Regions from separate parts of the Mus musculus genome. Here all the other regions are linked to region 1. A link is a loop called in an ENCODE intact Hi-C map of the cell type or tissue named here. Cell type or tissue: heart. All regions are shown on one strand. Links, peaks and the distances in the headings refer to the core of each region. The heading gives the core; the rest is flanking DNA. Region 1 holds the start of Hook3 (hook microtubule tethering protein 3). Region 2 holds the start of Hgsnat (heparan-alpha-glucosaminide N-acetyltransferase). Region 3 overlaps D830025C05Rik (a long non-coding RNA gene).

Region 1 (5,705 bases), core at 706-5,705:
GATTATATAACAAATGTCACCGAACCTTGTGTATTTATTGTTATTCAATAAAGTCTAATTTTGGAATGACACATACATGCTTATCTGTTTCTGACATGTGTGCTCACAACCAAATCCAAAATCTGTCATATGGAACAGCAGCACCATCTTCCCCTGAACTCTCAGACTGCTGTAGCTGAGAACTAACCTCCATCTGGGCAAGGCCTACAAAGACAGCTCAGGAAAGGCCCACTCCCCTCTCTTGGGTCTTTTTCTAACACTGTCATGGAAAGGGCTACCCTTTTCTAGTAGGAATACTAAGATTTCCTATAACAAAGAAAAAACGGGTCCTCACCCAACTCCCCCGTCCCCCTCCCCTGCCCCGGGTTCATATAGCATCCTGATGGTCAGATGGCTTCTGTAATCGTTATCAAGGAGTTCTTAATATCATTTCTGCCCCGAAAAGTAATTAGAAGCATAAAATAAACCAGTAATGCTACACAGGGCATAAAAACACTGCAGACTCACAGATTTGAAAAGACATACTTTATCACCACTGTATCACAGCTTTTGAAAGCCCAAGTGGTTACAGATACCACAGTCCCTCCCAAATGGCTAAAACCTGTGGCCGTGAAGCTAAAGGCAAGGCCGAAGTCAATGTAATCTACACTTACTATCTGTTTACCTAATCAGCTTTAGTCACTGAAAGGTGACACCGGTTCTACAGAAACATTTCAGCATGGAATGCTGGACCTCTAGTCTGACAAAGATCCAGAGGCACCCACATAGATACCATAAGAACAGGAGATTCAAAGTTAGGATTTCTCAAGGTATCTCTGCTCCTGTTAAGAAGAATGTTCGCAGGAAAAACCTTTGAGAAGGCTTCAGATACAGTTATTTATTTGCTTATTTTTGGTACCAAAGATTGGTGTTTGCTAGGGTAGTGAATCTAGCACTACCTCCTCAGCCCAAGATTTTTCGAATCTATGAAACGATCGATTACATGTGATCATCAAGCAGTAGTCGATAAAAGGATCATTTTAAAAAATTTAATGCTGCCAGCGGTGGTAAGCCTTTGATCCCAGCAATCAGGAGGCAGAGGCAGGCAGATCTCTGAGTTTGAGGCCAGCCGGGTCTGCAGAGCAGGTTCCAGAATTGCCAGGGCTACACACACACACACACACACACACACACACACACACACAGCCAACCACGCAAGCAAAACAAAACAAAAACTCAATGTTTTTTTGAAATCCTAAAAGCTCAGCGAGAAAACCAACTTCAAATGGGAAAGAAGTCCCCAGGAACTGAAGAAAAAAAAAAAAAAAGTGAAGGTGTGCCCTGGGAAGATAACTTCTTCCCAGGCACTGCTAATCAAAGACTGCATGATCTGGTGGTTATGCATACCTTTGAATCCAAGATTCTCCTAGGACTCCAAAGCATATATCTTGTATCTTGTTGTCTTGGAAACGCCAATATCTTTGCATTAAGGTCGACTGTTTATTATAGCATTATTCTTAGACGCCCTAAGCTGGAACAAAGTGCACATCAATAGTAGAACGGGTACAAGGCTGTAGTCACACAATAGGATATTAGACAATCATGGGATTTTTGCAGATAATTTAATATTATTTAAAAGCCAAAGCCACAATACATATCCATTCATAAAAGTTCAAAATCAAACAAAGGAAAATTATACTACATGCATAGTCATCTGGTTAAAAAGCTAAAAGGGAAAGCTTTTAAAATAAAGTAAGTGCCTATCACAAAAATCAGATTAGAGATGGTATGGATGGAAGAACTCTTGGGAATGTGGCAATTCATTTTATTAATATTCCTCAAACATGTACTGCTACGCACTGTTCTGCATGCGACTTAAAAACGTATATGAAACCTTCTACAAGGCTTGTATTAAAAAAAAAAAATCGAAAGTCGGGCAAGGATGCACCTCAATGAAGCCAACTCCTAGCACAAGAAGCAGGCCTTAGGAACAGCAAGGGTCCTTACGCACTGGGGAACTGGCGTCCACCCTCTGTCACTTTGGGTAAAGTTTTTTGTGGGAGAAGGGGGCTCCAAGGAGGAACGCCGGGCTCCCCACAGCCGGGCCAAACCGGCCCCCAGCCTCCGAGACGCGCCCACGTCAGCCGTTCCACCTTCGCCCGGAGGGAGACTCTGGGCAGGCTCCGGCGACTCAGGGAAGGCTGCGCTCCGGCTTCCGGAGGGAAGCGGTGGGCGCGGAGCCTACCCTCGCGCGGTCCCGCAGCTCCCCCCACCGCCACCGCGCCGAGTCCCGCAGTCCGCGGGTCCCCGGCCCGCCCGTGCGGGGGCGTGGCCTGGCACACGCCCGCGGCCGGAGAGGGGGGCGCGTACCTCGTCGCGGCCGAGGAACTACCGGGCCAGTCGGCGGGTCGGCATAGAGCTCATTTCCGGGGACTACCTAGCTACTCCTCCCGTGCAAACTACAGGCGGCTTCTTAAGCCAGAGCGCCGGCGTCAGCGCACGCGCAGTGCGGAGCCCCGGCGAGGGTGAGCGGACTGGAGAGACACACAGACCGGCCGCCACCGCAGGGCCCGGCCGGGGCGCGCGCCCGCGGGCCTTGGACTGGCTCTGGGAGCGCGCCTCTAGGGGCGGGGCTGAGCGAGCGCGAGCGTGCGCAGTGGCCCTCGGACCTCGGGACTCGCGCTACGCGGCGCGGCGGGGCGCGGCGCTCGCGCAAGAGGGCGTGGGCTGGCGGCGCCGGGTGCGCGCAAGGGAGTGCGCGGCCCCGAGCGAGGGAAGGAGGGGCTGGTGACAGTGCGGAGCGATTGCCAGCGTCCGCGCCCCGGGAGCGGACGGACGGAAGAGAAGGTCCGCCAGACGCCCGGTCTGCTGCCTGACCCCTTCGGACTCAAACCCCGAGCCGAGCGGCCGCGGCTTCTGGTTGGTTGAAGGGAGACGCTGCGGCCACCCCAGGAAGATGTTTAACGTGGAGTCTGTGGAGCGGGTGGAGCTGTGCGAGAGCCTGCTCACTTGGGTACGTGGTGGGCAGCGGGCCGGTGGGAAAGCTCCGCCACCTTTTCGCGGACACCGGTGCTCGTCCCGGGGGGCGAACGCCCCGGGGCGACCTGCCGTCACATCCGGGGCTTGGGACGGGCGGAGCTGAGTAGCCGGTGCGGCCGCGTCTACACCCGCGGCCGGGTCAGGGTCAGCAGGGAGAGGCCGGGCTCAGGCAGGCTGGGCCCAGGGTCCAGGAGGAACTTGTCCGGCCTGAGATGTTGGCTGCTGTCCGAGAGGAAACCTGCCCGGTGGGGGCTAATGATGGGGTGCAGGCGACACTGTAATTAGGACTGTTTGCCTTGATGAGGCGCTGGCGTTTCGCTCCCAAGCTCCCAGTGATCCAAAGCGTTGGTTCTGCCTGGGCGCCCGGTAGAGGCAGTCGGGACCCCCTAGTTAAGCGATGCTGCTCGCCTTTGTTGTAGCGTTCAGCCAGGATGGAGTGTAGCCCCTTGAGGGATGGATGAAGCCCTGCCCATTGGAAAATAGTACATTGGCAGGGTGGATAGACAAAACATGAAGAATCACTCAGAGGCAAAACATTTAAAACGCGAGATGCATTTTGACTGTTATAAACGATGTGATGGTACCTATAAAAGGAACCAACGATAAAAATGTTGAACTGGAAAAATTGAGGGATTTCGTAATGGAACTGAAACACATTTTTAAAGCACCATGAGATTCTAATTTGGAATTGATGAGGGTTAAGGTTATCGAATTTTCAAGTAAACATGCAGGATTTTGTCAATAGTCATGGCTTAAACGGCCCTTTTCATTAGCTGGACAGTTAACCGTGTTTGTTTCTGGTTTTCATATGCTGGTTGGAGGTAGGTCCAGGCATATATGCAGAGCCATGGGATAAACCAGGAACATTCATTTTACTTACTGCTAGAAATGTTAGCTGTCCTTTTTAGAAGAACCCAGATACATTTACAGTGGCTATTGTGATACATGTTAATTTTGTTTGCTTATTGGGGGAGATGGTAGTATTTGGGCCTCCTGCATTTTAAGGGAAGGCTCTACCACTAAGCTGTTCATCTCCTGGTCTTAGTCACTTTAAAGGTAAAATGCAAATAGCAAAAAATTCTACTGAACAGTGCCTTAGGTTAGAGGTTCAGATCTCTGGAAGGTAACCATCACTGTTTTGTGCAGGAACACTGCCGAGAAGTTTGAGAACTGTTAACTTAGGTCGGTTGTAATAAATGTAAGAAAAGTAGAATCTACAGATGTGTGTGCATTTGAGATAGGATCTTGCTATGTGGCCCATTTTGACCTCAAACTATGATCTTGAATTTGTAGCAGTCTGCCTGCATCACTACACCCAGCTTGAAGTTTTGTTTTTGTTTTTGTTTTTTTATAAACTGGGTATGTCATTAATCTGATTGTGCCCTTTGAAGCAGCCTTTATACAATGGAGACCTTTATGGTTTGGTTTTGTGTTAGATCATTCTTGTAATTTCAGATCACTGGAAATAGTGCATAGTTAACATGCTCTGTAAGTTCCAACTTCAAGCCTGAAGCTAGACTTCACTGCTATGCTTCAGATAGAGAACGGCGATAGGTGACACGACAGAGCTACACCTCAGCCAAGTTTCAAATTATTCTTTAAACCAGGAAGACTTTTGAAAGGATGGGAAATGTTTCGTGCCCTGTCAGTATATAACAAGCTAGCCCAACAGAATATGCTTAAACATTAAACCTTATCCCCTCTTCCTTCCCCCTGAAGCAAGATGTATTCCTACCTGATAGGGTAAACAAAACAAAACACAAAAACCTATGGCATTACATCTGTCAGTCCCCTTTTAAAAAAATTCCCCCTTGTGTAACTGATGTGTGCACATGGGCACAGTTGGCAGCATATGCATATGAAGGTCAGTGGTCAGCTTTTTGGAATTGATGCCCTCTCCATGTTTTCCAAGCAACGAACTCAGGTCACAGGTCACCAGATCGGTGTGTAAGCACCCTCTCCTGCTCAGCCATTCCAACAGCCTGTTTGCTTTTTAACAATGATCATTTTATATTTATTTGTGTGGGGATATATGCACACATAAATGGATATGTGCACACACAGCCCTTTTGTGGAGGGCATTGAATAACTTAGAGGAGTCAGTTCTCTCTATTTGGGCTCTATTTTTTAATTTGAGAATTTCTTTCGTGTGTGGGTGTGTGGTTTGGGCAGGTTTACCGCCTCTTCTCAATACCACTTGTCCCTCCCAAGTTCATACACACTCTTTCTTTTTTCTTTTTAACCTATTGAATCCATTTAGTGTTGCCAGTATTTATGTGGGTAGATCTGTCTTCTGGAGCAGGGATAATCTACTAGGGACTGCCCCCCAGGAGAAAACAGACTGACCCCTCCAGCCTCCGGTAGCTTCTCAGCAAAATGACCTCTTCTCCATTCATTCTAGAATTTTGGCTGACTTGCTCTTCTGCAGATCCTGGGCATACAGCCTCAGCATAGCCCACTGTGGATTCTTACGTATACCATCCCTGTCATATCCAGAAAACACTTATATGCAGCACTCCACACCTTCTGGTTCTTAGAGTCTTTCTGCCCCCTCTTCTGCAGTGCTCTCTGGAGTCTTAAGAGAAAGGGTTGTGATATAGATGTGCCGTTAGCATTGAACACACTCCACAGTTTCTTATTCTCTGTACTGACCAGTTGTGAGTCTTCATATTAATTGCCCTTCTCTA
Region 2 (5,705 bases), core at 210-5,209, 140 kb after region 1:
GTCCCGATTAAACCTTTTCCTTTATTAAGAGTTGCTGTGGTCACAGGGTCTCTCCACAGCGATGAAACCTAATTCAGTGTGCATACGCTTTAACACGATTACAAGTTCTCTAAGATCAGTTTTGATTTTCCTCTGATATCTATTTTTTTCCTCTGTAAGTGTAATTAAAGACATCTAATCATTCCTACTATAGTAATCACAAACTCCATGGATTTGCAAAGGTTCCTTAGCAATTTTTTTCCATTTTAGTATTTGATCTTTCTTTCTTTCTTTCTTTTTTTTTTTTTTTTTTGTCTGAGTACTGCTTGACCGAGTGTGAGATTCAAGTGTGGATATGCAGTGATCCTCTGGCCACACTTGTGAGCAGCCACACCTTCCTACAGTCCCTCACTGGGAGCCGCCTCCTGAGCCCTGCTGTGTAACCCACCTACCTTCCCTCCTTTCACACTAGAAGCTGAGAGCTCTTCTCTTCTCTCTGGGCAGAGCTTGTGGCAGGGGGAGCTCGGCAAGCGATGCTATCACCTCACTTTTAATTTCCCCCCAAGTGTTTGGGCAGCATGGAGGAGCAGCAGGAGGCAGCCATAGGCTCCTTCTCCTCCTCCCTCCTCCTCCTCCTCCTGTGATACAATCCTCAGGTACAGCACTCTTAACCCTACCAGCAACCCCCTCCAGAGGTTGGTATGAAAGCTCTCAGCATGGGAACTGGAACTCTTGGATTTCACTGAAATCCTCAATGCTTTCTTAGACTTTGCTGGCATCCAGGGTCTGCAGATTTTTTTTCCCTGTGGTTCCTTAAAACTTTTTATCTGTTTAAAATTCTCTGTTCTGTCTTCTCATCTCTGTCCTTTCTTTCTTTGGTCACTCTTGAAAGGCTCTCAGTTGCTTCTTGATTCTTCGGAGGGGAGGCAGCCACAACTCTGGTTGGTTGGCTGCTCTGCACAGTGAGCAAGAAGAATCCACTTGAGAGAAGCCTTTCTTGTGTCTGAGGCTGTAACACCAGAGGCAGTAGTGCAGAGACACTCACCGTGTGCTGGAGCAGCCCGGAGTTTTGGGCCCATCAAATCCTTGCCTCTTAGCACCAGTTAGCCTCTGTCAAATACTTGGCACCTTGATCTTCCAGGTTGACATCAGTCATACTGCCTTTGTATTGGGACTCTAGAATTATCAAGTAGTTCAAATGAAGCATGTTAGAATGATGCAGGGTGTACCCGTATACCTCTTTACTACCCAGCCTAACAAGGACGCTGCCAGTTGGAGCCCGCCAGGACACTGGCATGACATTTTGCTCTCTCCCTCCTAATCATTGCTTGAATATAGCATTTATCTTTCCATTTGTAAGAAATATCAAATATGAATCTTTTCTATCAATACAAAACATGTTTAGGACAGGGAATTTAAAAAAAAAATTTAATCTCCCCCACCTTGTAAGACTTTTATGAGAATGTTTTAATCCTCCCTACCCAGTAAACCCTTTGGATTCCATAAAGGCCCACTGCACTTATTTTAGGAATTTAACAGCCTGGAGCAGTGACTCTTTTTTCTTGAGTACAGCGAGACCTTTCCTCTTCCTCCTTCATTTCCTGTGGGCCAGTCTTTTTCAGACTAGCTAAATGGATAAGATTGTGAAGTCGGGCTCTAGCCACTCCCTGAGCTATAATAAAAACCAGATTCATTTCTATCTCGCTGTGTTTAAGTGTGACACACAGAGCACACCCTTGATCGAGAGGAAAGTAGTTTGCCTTGTCCAGACACTTCGGGTGCAGTGATGGTCTCTTTCTTTGTGACCCAGAACATATTTCTAACATATTGTGGGGGAGTCCACCAGAGAAGACTACTTGGATATGGGTTTAAGCCAATAGGAAGTCCTTATTAGCTGGTGAACTCTTTAGCACAACACTATACCCTGTGTTGCAATACTCTAGTTAAAAAGAACAGTTAGCCAAAAGCCAAAACCAAGGTTATTATCTTTAGAGACTTTCCCAGAACTATGGGTTTTGATGGATTTAGGCCTTTGTTTTAGTTTTGGTGGGTGCTACATTTTATATGCTGATTATAGAACATGAATGGGTCTTTCACTAAGGCAGTTGTGCTCCAGTCTGGGGATCCATTACAAAGAAATATTAAGAAACATGTTCAGAACTGGATTCAGTGACATTGGAACCTGAAACTTTTCAGCACAGGGTGTTTTGTTTTGTTTTTTCTTTTTTCCATTAAATCTTGGGATCCATTCTATACGTTATAATTTTGACCACTGTTGTGTTTAGTAACAAAAGAATGTGATTCTTTAAATGAGGTTGCTGGTATGTTTCTTTGCATAGTTGAATTTGTAAATGAGTCCATCAAAAAAAGTAAATAAACTCATTACAAAGCTAAGTGCAACCAGTTTCCCCTTCATCATCCTATGGAAGCCTCTCACAGGTGGAAATGGGAAGATCTGTTGTTCATTTCCACTGCTGCATGGCGCGATGCTGTCTCGTTGACGGCCATTCAGATTGCCCACACGATTTTGCAACTACAATTTTATTACAAACATCATGCCTGCCCTCTTTCGCGTGTGATGGTTTCTCCCGGAATACAGACAGCAGTGTGGTTTATAAGGTCCTCATCCCTGGACACCTTAAACTTCCACAGACTGGCAGCAACCTGTGCAAGGCCAGAAACAGGAGACCTTTTAAGGGGTGTATCATTCACTCTAGGTAGTGAACGCCCAGAGTTTGTGCGTGTAAGGGGGAAGCTCTGTAGTCATTTTTACTAAGGACTCTCCTAGAAGGTGAGTAACACGTATCTGTACGTTGAAAGGCTAAGATGCAAGAATTTAGAACGTTCAGGGAATGGTGAGGGAGTGGATGACTGGGAAAGCAAAGACCACTCTTTTGCGGTTTTCTCCCGATGGGACAGAAACACTGTGCAGAGGGTAGAAAACAGCCTGGCTGCCCTCCTATGGTGGACACTAGCTGGACGCATGCTTTCCCAGCTGGGCGGGGCTTAGGAAGCTTCCGCGGGGCGTGCCTAGGAGGGAGCGGCCCCGCCCTCTCCCCGCCATCCCCTGCGGGACAGGAGCGGTGACGCCACGGGAGCGGGCGATGACGGGCGGGTCGAGCTCGCGCAGGCGCCGGGCAGAAGAGCGCAGCTCGGCTGCGGGGACAGAGCGCAACTCCCGGAGAGAGGCTGTGGGAGGCATGGGCGCGGGCCCGGCGCTGGCAGCGCTGCTGCTGGCCGGGTCGGTGCTGAGCGCCACGCTGCTGGCCCCCGGCCGCCGGGCGGAGCCAGGTGAGCGAGCGGCCCCCACGGCTAGGGGTAGCGGGGACCGTGCGTGGGCCTGCCCCGGACCTCCCCACGGCCCGCGGGGCGCAGGACTTGAGCGTCGCGCCCGGTCCACGCTGGGGTGGACCGCAGTGCCGGCGTCGCAGGAGCCGCGACCCGGGTCTGGCTTCCCAGGTTCAGTTGAAGGACCTTGGGGCTGGGTGCTCTGTCCGTCTCCGAATTCACCAGGGGGAAGGGTGAAAAAATAGGAATTCTGGGACTTCTCTTGACTCAGGTCTGAAGGTTCATAGGGTCCCGCAACTCCATTTCACAAACTCCTATCGAGAGGATAGTTTGGGTCGAGGACTGAGGCAAGTGAACACCCACTTCTACCCCAAACCCCCACCCCTTACCTTTATGCATTGTTTGGGATAGGGCCTGTCACCTGGCAAGGTATGTCACCTGCCTTTTTCCTATCCATCTCATCCCCTTTTCTGTATAGAAATTGGAATGTGGTGCCTGTGTTGAACACCCCTTCAGCTTCCAAACTTTAAAAAAGACATTGAAACAATGCAAAAAGCACGAAGAACGGTGTGAGTTACAATTTGCAATTACAACCCGTCCTTGGGAGGAGAGAGTTAAAAGAAAATCCTGCTGAGTTTGGGGTCTGGCCAGGGTGTTTGAACTTTTCACTGCTGCTCTTATTTGAAGCTTCCTGGGGGGGCAATTCTGACGTTCAGCTAGGCCTGAGGGACTCTACATGCTCCCAAATTATATAGTAACAATGTCAAGCTCTTTCTGAGCCTAAAACCCACATGGCAAATCTAAGCGTAAAACATACTACTAAAGACTAAGAAGTAGAAATCCAGCCATTCTGTCCAGGAAAGGATGCTGTTGTATAGGGTGAAGAGTAGTTGCACAGGGAGTTACTCTCACTGGAAAAGGAAGACTGTCAAGAATGAACGGTAGGTAGCCTGGATAGATGACTCCAGCTTAAGAGAATTGGCTGCCCTTTGATACCACCTACCCATGTCAGGGCACAACCACATATGACTCAAGTTCTAGGGGTTCTGATGCCATCTTCTGGCTTCTTTGGGTACCAGGCACTCATGTGGTATGCATACATACATACATACATACATACATACATGCAGGCCAGGCACCCAAACACATTTTAAAAAATTAACAGGAGGAATGAAAAAGAAAATTATGACAGATCAAACAAATAAACAAGCAAACAAAACCCCTAAGAATACCTAGGTTTAGGAAAGCCGTTAAACGAATATTCCAAAACTCACAGGATATGTAAATGGCTGTGGTGAGCTTTGGGAGGACATGTTCAAATTGCTGTTTTCTCTTTATCCAGCTGAAAGATGAGGGAGAAATCCAAGGGCTGGTGGAGGCCGGAGGGACAGAGCAGATACGCTTGCGTCCTTTCTGGAGTGTGGTAACCTAGGAGTTAACTACTGCCCCTGACTGAACTCCACTCCTACCTACCTCCCAGCAGGTCGGACCTAAAGCAAGTTGGTTGGTCTCTCTAGGTCACACAGTGGTGCCTGCCTGGAGCACCAGCTACTTGGGAGACTGAGGCAGGAGGATATCTTGAACCCAACAATTCAAGGCCAATCACTGCAGTGCAGAGAAGTCCCCACAGGAGGGGGAAAAAAAGACTAATCTATCGTATAAGACTGTTAGGATGTGGCACACAGTAAGACAGTCATCCTTACCAGCTACGAGTCTATGATCTCTGCAGATGTCATACTCCAGCCCCACCGAAAAGGACTGGAATTTCACAGTACTTTTGAGATGGTATTAACATTTTTGAAAAGCTATTTTTGGGGAAAAAAAATCTTTGCTCACAGATGTTCATTCTTTTTTTTAAAGACATCTTTTTTTTAAGTTTTATTTATTTATTTTGTGTATAGGAGTACACTGTCATCAGACACATCAGAAGAGGGCATCAGATCCCATTACAGATGGTTGGGAGCCACCATGTGGTTGCTGGGATGTGAACTCAGGACCTCTGGAAGAGCAGTTGGTGCTCTTAACTGCTGAGCCAGCTCTCCAGCCCCAGAAGTTCATTTTTAAATGCTGTGTGTGTGTGTGTGTGTGTGTGTGTGTGTGTGTGTGTGTGTTTGTGTGTAATGTAAATGTGTTGTCAAGCCTAACTCTGCTTGAGTTGAGTCCCTGGAGTCTATGTGGTGAGAGGAGACACCCCAGTCCTAAGTGAGTGCCAACTTAATGATGTCATCAAGCAAGTACCTCTTGATTGAATGCTGGAGCAGGGAGTCTTAGTGCCCTTCAGTCTTGTCATACACGTCATATGCCTTTCAAATGTGCCATTAAAGCGAGGAGGTTCATAGTCTTCCACCAGAATGGTGGGGTGCAAGAGTTCTCAAACTTTTACAAGGCAGAATGGCCCAGGAGTCTCGCCCACCTGCACATGTGACTCGGGAGGGCTG
Region 3 (5,705 bases), core at 262-5,261, 520 kb after region 1:
TGAATAGAAAATAAATTTCACCCAATACCAATTTATCTACTTTGTCAGGACTTAGACCCTTAGTCTAAATTTAGATCACACAAGTAGTTAGATTTGAATGCATTAAAGAATTACTGGCGCTTTCCTGGGAGTGACAGAACTTCCCCTCCACCCACCCCTCAAAAGCTGACAACTCAGTGAGGATCTAAGGACTACATGCCTACTTCACAGATCACGCTGCTGAACTGGCATTTGGAGACTGTATTGAACTAGCTACATGAAAGCAAAGGGAAGAGAGGGGAAAAGCTAATAAAAAAGCATTATTCATAACAACATGCATATCACCTGGAACATTTCTAATTTTCCAAGACCCTAAGTCCAGCAAGCAGATGAGCTACAACAGGCTGATCTTCCCCACCCCTTTCTCAACGCGCCCCAAGTAAAATAACCAATGCAGTTTCCTTGTTTACTTAAAGAATTGGAAAAAAAAAATGTTGACTTGCTTCTGAGGTGTCGGAAACCAATCAATATTTAAGACTTTTCACAATCAAGCTTGAAATATGATAGCAATGATTTCTTCAGTTAGTTTTTTTTAAAAATCTAATTTTAAATTTATAAAAAAGGGTGAAAATGTACACTGCGGTTTATCAGTATGCCTTTTTTTGCAACTAGAAGGAAAGGGGGAAAGAAAGGAAGAGGCAGCAAAACACACAAGATGGGAAACATCGCCGCGTCCTTCCGTGGTTATGAGTAATTGCAAATGACCCAAGAGGTAAGAGAAGTTCATGAGTAGAAGGGGAGGTGTAACAATGTGAACTGCCGGTTCCAGATTCACGCAGATGTCGGAGAGGAAAAGGAATTTATTTACACTGCAGTGCCGGGTAACAAACATGGCTGCCCCTGCCCCCTTTAAATCTGAATAGTCTTTACTCCCTCACCAAAACCATCAAATTATGGCCATGTCTTTCCCTGCCTCCCTACCATAACACAAACACATCTCCTCTTCTCTCAGAACAGTAACACCCACACCTCCCTCATTTCACAACAATCACAACCCCATAACCACTAGCTTCTCTATTTCTCTAGCCTTGAAATACAAGACAGAATACACACAAACATAGGAACAAAAGGCTTTCCCTTCTAACACTTCAATAATCCCCATCCTTTTCCTCACACTCTGTGACGCCTGGTCGATAATTCTCATCCTTTCCAACACTCAGCTAATGTCCTTCCCTAGCCCAATCGTATGTCTTTCAGTTTCCTGCGTCTATTTCCTATCCTGCTCTTGCATCCTGACACAATCATTTTTCATCCCTATTTCCTAATCTTATCTTTTCCTCCACTTTGATTCACTAGTTTCTCTCCTTGATTCCCAGAAGAAGCCTCGATTCTCCATCACCCCTATCCCTTTCCCCCCAACTCTTCTAGTTTCCACACTCCATTCCAGACCTATCCTCATTTGCATTAGGTCTCTAATGTCCAAATCTAACTCTTCTCTTTTCCTACCCCTCCCCCGTTTCCATCCTTATCCCCGCCCCCATCCCACCTCTACTCCCAATTCCCAGCTCAGCACCACTACATCATATCCCAAGCCTACCTGCCCCACCTCCCAATTCCTTCCACACCCACCTTACCATCTGCTCTTCCTTCCCAGAACCCTTTCAGGCCATCCGCGGCCCCTTCTCTTCCAGGGTCTCACTCCTTATGGGTGCCTGGGTCTTAGGTCGCCCCCACCCCAAGGAGCCTCCTCAGCCCTGACGCGCAACACACACATACACAAGCACTTTACCTTCAGTTTGTTCCATTCTAACCCCCCTGCCGTGTCAGTGCGATCACAGGAGAGACACCGAGGCCCGAAGTGGGGCTGGGTTGCCGGCAGCTGCCGGGACCGCGGGCGCAGGAGACGGAACCGAGCTAGGCCGCATGAAATCCTCGGACTAGATTTCCCCCGCGCCGAGCACCCCTGCCATGGCGGCCGGCACTGAGGACGGCCACGGCCCGGCCGGCCGGGCTCGTTTTGCGGGCAGACGGAAGGCTGCGGGCGACGCGGAGCGAAGGGGAGGCGGCCGGACGGGGGTCGCCGCGTAGCTGCTGGTGCCGGAGAGGAGCCGGAGGCTGGCGGCCCCGAAGGGCAGCAGGGTCCCAGGGTTCTGATCGAAAGCTGCACACCTCTCCCAGCAGACACCCGGCAACCCAGCCCCGGTCTCGGCCTCCGTCCGGATCTCCGCGCCGCCAGCTCCCGCCGCCGTCGCCGCCGCCGCCGCCGCCTCCGCGCACAAAGCCCCCCCGCCCCGTTCGGCGCCGCCGCCGCCAAATCCTAGGTCTCCTATTGGCTACTGGCCGCGGCGCCTGCCGGGAAATGCAGTCCGGAGCTCGGCGCTGAGAGCGAAGGAGGAAGAGGCTCGTCAGCCGCGGAGAGGAGGGGCGCGCGAGAGTCTGGAGCAGACGCGAGACCGCAGGCGATGAGGCAGAGGGACAGGAAGGGCTGGTGCGGAGGGGCAGCCAGGTCGGGCCTGCGAGGCTAATACTTACTAAACGGCAGCACGTACTAGACGCCATATGGTACTCGAGTGGCCCTGCGCTACCATTCCTAGATGTTAGGAAGAACCTGATGACCGGTACGCGGTGACGCAGACCGGGGAGTGCCCGGGAGTCACTGACAGCCTGACAGCTGTCAGCAGAGCGCCCTGGCCCCGGCGTCCCAGACACGGGCCAGCACGTTAGGACGACAGCCCGAGCCGGGGCAGTCTCCTTCCCCGGGAGAGAGACCGGTAGCCGCCAGTGTGCCCGGGGGTTGCCGGGCAGTCCGCGTCCAGCAACAGAAGGCACCCCGATCTCCCGGGCAGCCACTGGACCCGGTTGCCCTCTTCCTGCCCGCACCGGGGTACAGAGGCTTGTGGGTAGCCGGGAGGACGTCAGCGCGACTGCATCCCGGGCCGCGGGCCACAGCGAGGACTGCGGGCGGGTCACGTGCCCCGGCCCTGCGCTGCTCCGGGCCAGAGCTCCGCACTGAGTGACGTGGGGATATTTGTCCCAGAGCGATCACCGGAGAGTGAGAGGAAGGGAGGCAGTCCTCTGCAAACCCCTTGCCCTTCCCATTCTAGGAAATACGAGTGATCCAGTGACAGGGCCGGGTAAACAGTCTTGAAGGGGTGTGCAGATGTAGTTTCTTGGGGCCTGGTAATTACTTAGAAGGTCCAACCCAGAAACGAGAACTTACAAAGGAAACATACGTAGCCATCAAATGAGGAAACCGATACACTCTTGCTTTCTGTTCTGAGAATTACCGAACCCTGTCACTACAAAGTGTCAACCTCCAGTCGGGCGTGGTGGTGCACGCCTTTTATCACAGCACTCCGGAGGCAGATTTCTGAGTTCGAGGCCAGCCTGGTCTACAAAGTGAGTTCCAGGACAGCCAGGGCTATACAGTGAAACCCTGTCTCGAAAAACAAACAAACAAACAAAACAAAACAAAAAAAGTGTCAACCTCCTCTCCATAGAGACTACATTTGCTACCATTAAAGGAAATTTCCTGATGTGTTTCAAATACCACCTCAGAATTTTTTGTTTTTTTTTTTTTTGGTTTTTTTTTTGTTGTTGTTGTTGTTTTTGTTTTGTTTTTCGAGACATTGTTTCTCTGTATAGCCCTGGCTGTCCTGGAACTAACTCACTTTGTAGACCAGGCTGGCCTCAAACTCAGAAATCCGCCTGCCTCTGCCTCCCAAATGCTGGGATTAAGGCATGCGCCACCACGCCCGGCGGGTTTTTTGTTTTTTGTTTTGTTTTGGTCTTTTCGAGACAGGGTTTCTCTGTGTATCCCTGGCTATCCTGGAACTCACTCTGTAGACCAGGCTGGCCTTGAACTCAGAAATCCACCTGCCCCTGACTCCCAAGTGCTGGGATTAAAGGCATGCACCACCACTGCCCTGCCTCAGAACTGTTTTTAATATTTTATATTTTTATGTTTATCAGTGTTTTGCTCACATATATATCTGTGTGCCTTGTGCATGCCATGTCCCCGAAAAGGTCAAAAAAAGGTGTCAGATCTACTGGAACTGGTGTTATGGATGGTTGTGAGCAACCTCTTGGGTGCTAGGAATCAAACCCTTGCACTCAGCAAGAACAAGTGCTCTTAACCATTGATCCATCTCTCCAGCCCACCTCCTCAGAATTTTAGAAAAATCTCTGCAGTTCACTGATTTTAATGGGCACTCATACTAAAAGTGATCATGAAAATAATTCCATTGATGATATTATCATTATTATTATTATTTTGGTTTGGTCTCTATTTTGGTTTTTGGAGACAGAATTTCTCTGTGTAACAGTCCTGGATGTCCTGGAGTAATTCCCTTTGTAGACCAGGCTGGCTTTGAACTCAGAGATCCACCTGCCTCCCTAGTGCTTGGATCAAAGGCATGCACCACAATTGCCCTGAAAAGTCTTTTTTTTTTTTTTTTTTTTTTTTGAGACAGGGTCCCTGGCTGTTCAACTTCCTGTGAAGACCAGGTTGGCCTCAACCTAATATAATTTCTGCCTCTGCCTGCCAAGTGCTATAATTAAAGTGTGTGCCACCATGCACAGGAACAATAGTGTTGATTTTTGTGTTATTTTGTGTGTGTGCAAATATGAGAGGAGTGCTTGTGGGAGCTAGCTCCAGACTTGCACCGTATTACAGGGCTTGAACTCCCATCATCAGTGGCACTGCAAGCACCTTTTCAGATGAGCTACCTCCTTAGACCACTTTACTGTTCATCTGTTAAGTCTTGTTAGACCCAGAAATCCTCCTTCCCCAATTTACCCACACATAATACTTTATGTTTCCATCATCTAACCTATTCTGAGGTTCAAACCATGCTTACTCTTTTCAATAGCAAACGAGCAAACAGCTTATCAAGACAGAAGCAGAAGAGGTTTCTCCAGGTTATGGTGGTAAAAATATATTCAATTTATCCTAAACACCAAATTGTCAAACCTGATAAAGTATACAAACCTGGAGAAAGTATTCATTGCTTTGAACAAATGGGTCTCATCAGGGTTCTTATCCCCCCAACCCTTCTTAAAAGAACTGGATTGTTAACTTGTGACCAGATTAAAAAATCTTCTTTATGTTTCAAATACTGGGTATGGGATAGTTCATCTGGCTTTTAAATAATACATTTTACTGTACCTGCTTGTAAGTGAATATAATTCATGGATAAGAATTTTTCCATAAGATATTTCATTGTAAAATGATAAGAATGTTTTTGCATTTGACAAATATTAAAATAATTACTGTAGAGCTTGGAATTATCAGAGCGAGAAAACAAGGAGAGGGAAGCTTTAGCATGGGACATAATCTCTTTATTATGGGACATAATAAGCTCTTTAATCAGGAGCCAGGAGGATCTCAGTGAGTTCGAGACTAGCCTGGTCTACACAGTGAGTTCCAGGCCAGCCAGGGCTACATGGTGAGACCCTGTCTCAAGGCGGGGAAGGAGGAGTTAAGTTTTGTAAATTTCAATTCTTTATGATCAGACTGTGAAACAGAACCCCTAGTGGAAAATTGCCTGACATGCACAAAGGGACCCCTAGTGGCCAAACTGAAAAGTTTTGCTTATTTTAAGTAGTCCATTCGGTTAGTTGAAATATACTTTTTTTTTTTTTTTTTTTTTTAGGATTAAAAACGGCCTCCATTTCTTTTTTTCTTTTCTTTTTTAGTTCTTTTGAAACAGGATCCCACTGTGTAG

What was found. A loop is a pair of places that touch in the nucleus more often than their neighbours do. Peaks named below come from ENCODE experiments on the same cell type or tissue, not always from the same donor. Only the 100,000 strongest peaks of a DNase experiment are listed, where the experiment ranks them.
Region 2: a loop joins it to region 1, with 2.0 times the contacts of the local background. A loop is called at or near these places in 1 of 42 quality-filtered maps.
Region 3: it touches region 1 in a loop (2.5-fold over the local background); 1 of 42 quality-filtered maps calls a loop at or near these places.

What each region holds. Positions count from the first base shown.
Region 1 is chr8:26,116,245-26,121,949 of GRCm38, reverse strand. Hook3 (hook microtubule tethering protein 3) reads left to right here and starts at 2,726. Exons shown (of 22, transcript NM_207659.3): 1 at 2,726-2,992. The coding sequence starts at 2,936. It overlaps Rnf170 (ring finger protein 170), which reads right to left and starts at 2,582. Exons shown (of 8, transcript NM_029965.4): 1 at 2,350-2,582; 2 at 1,387-1,510. In heart, for the core only: a CTCF peak has its summit at 3,339; DNase peaks (open chromatin) are centred at 2,539 and 3,149; H3K4me3 peaks cover 2,935 bases; H3K27ac peaks cover 2,477 bases.
Region 2 is chr8:25,974,090-25,979,794 of GRCm38, reverse strand. Hgsnat (heparan-alpha-glucosaminide N-acetyltransferase) reads left to right here and starts at 3,051. Exons shown (of 18, transcript NM_029884.1): 1 at 3,051-3,270. The coding sequence starts at 3,084. In heart, for the core only: a CTCF peak has its summit at 2,985; a DNase peak (open chromatin) is centred at 3,044; H3K4me3 peaks cover 1,710 bases; H3K27ac peaks cover 2,203 bases.
Region 3 is chr8:25,598,800-25,604,504 of GRCm38, reverse strand. D830025C05Rik (a long non-coding RNA gene) reads right to left here. Exons shown (of 1, transcript XR_003947362.1): 1 at 5,298-5,705. It also overlaps a transcript of Nsd3 not described here. Among named protein-coding and RNA genes, the nearest start is that of Letm2, 4.2 kb to the right of the region's middle. In heart, for the core only: no CTCF peak of the experiment used is centred there; DNase peaks (open chromatin) are centred at 1,664, 2,314 and 2,934; H3K4me3 peaks cover 3,213 bases; H3K27ac peaks cover 2,752 bases.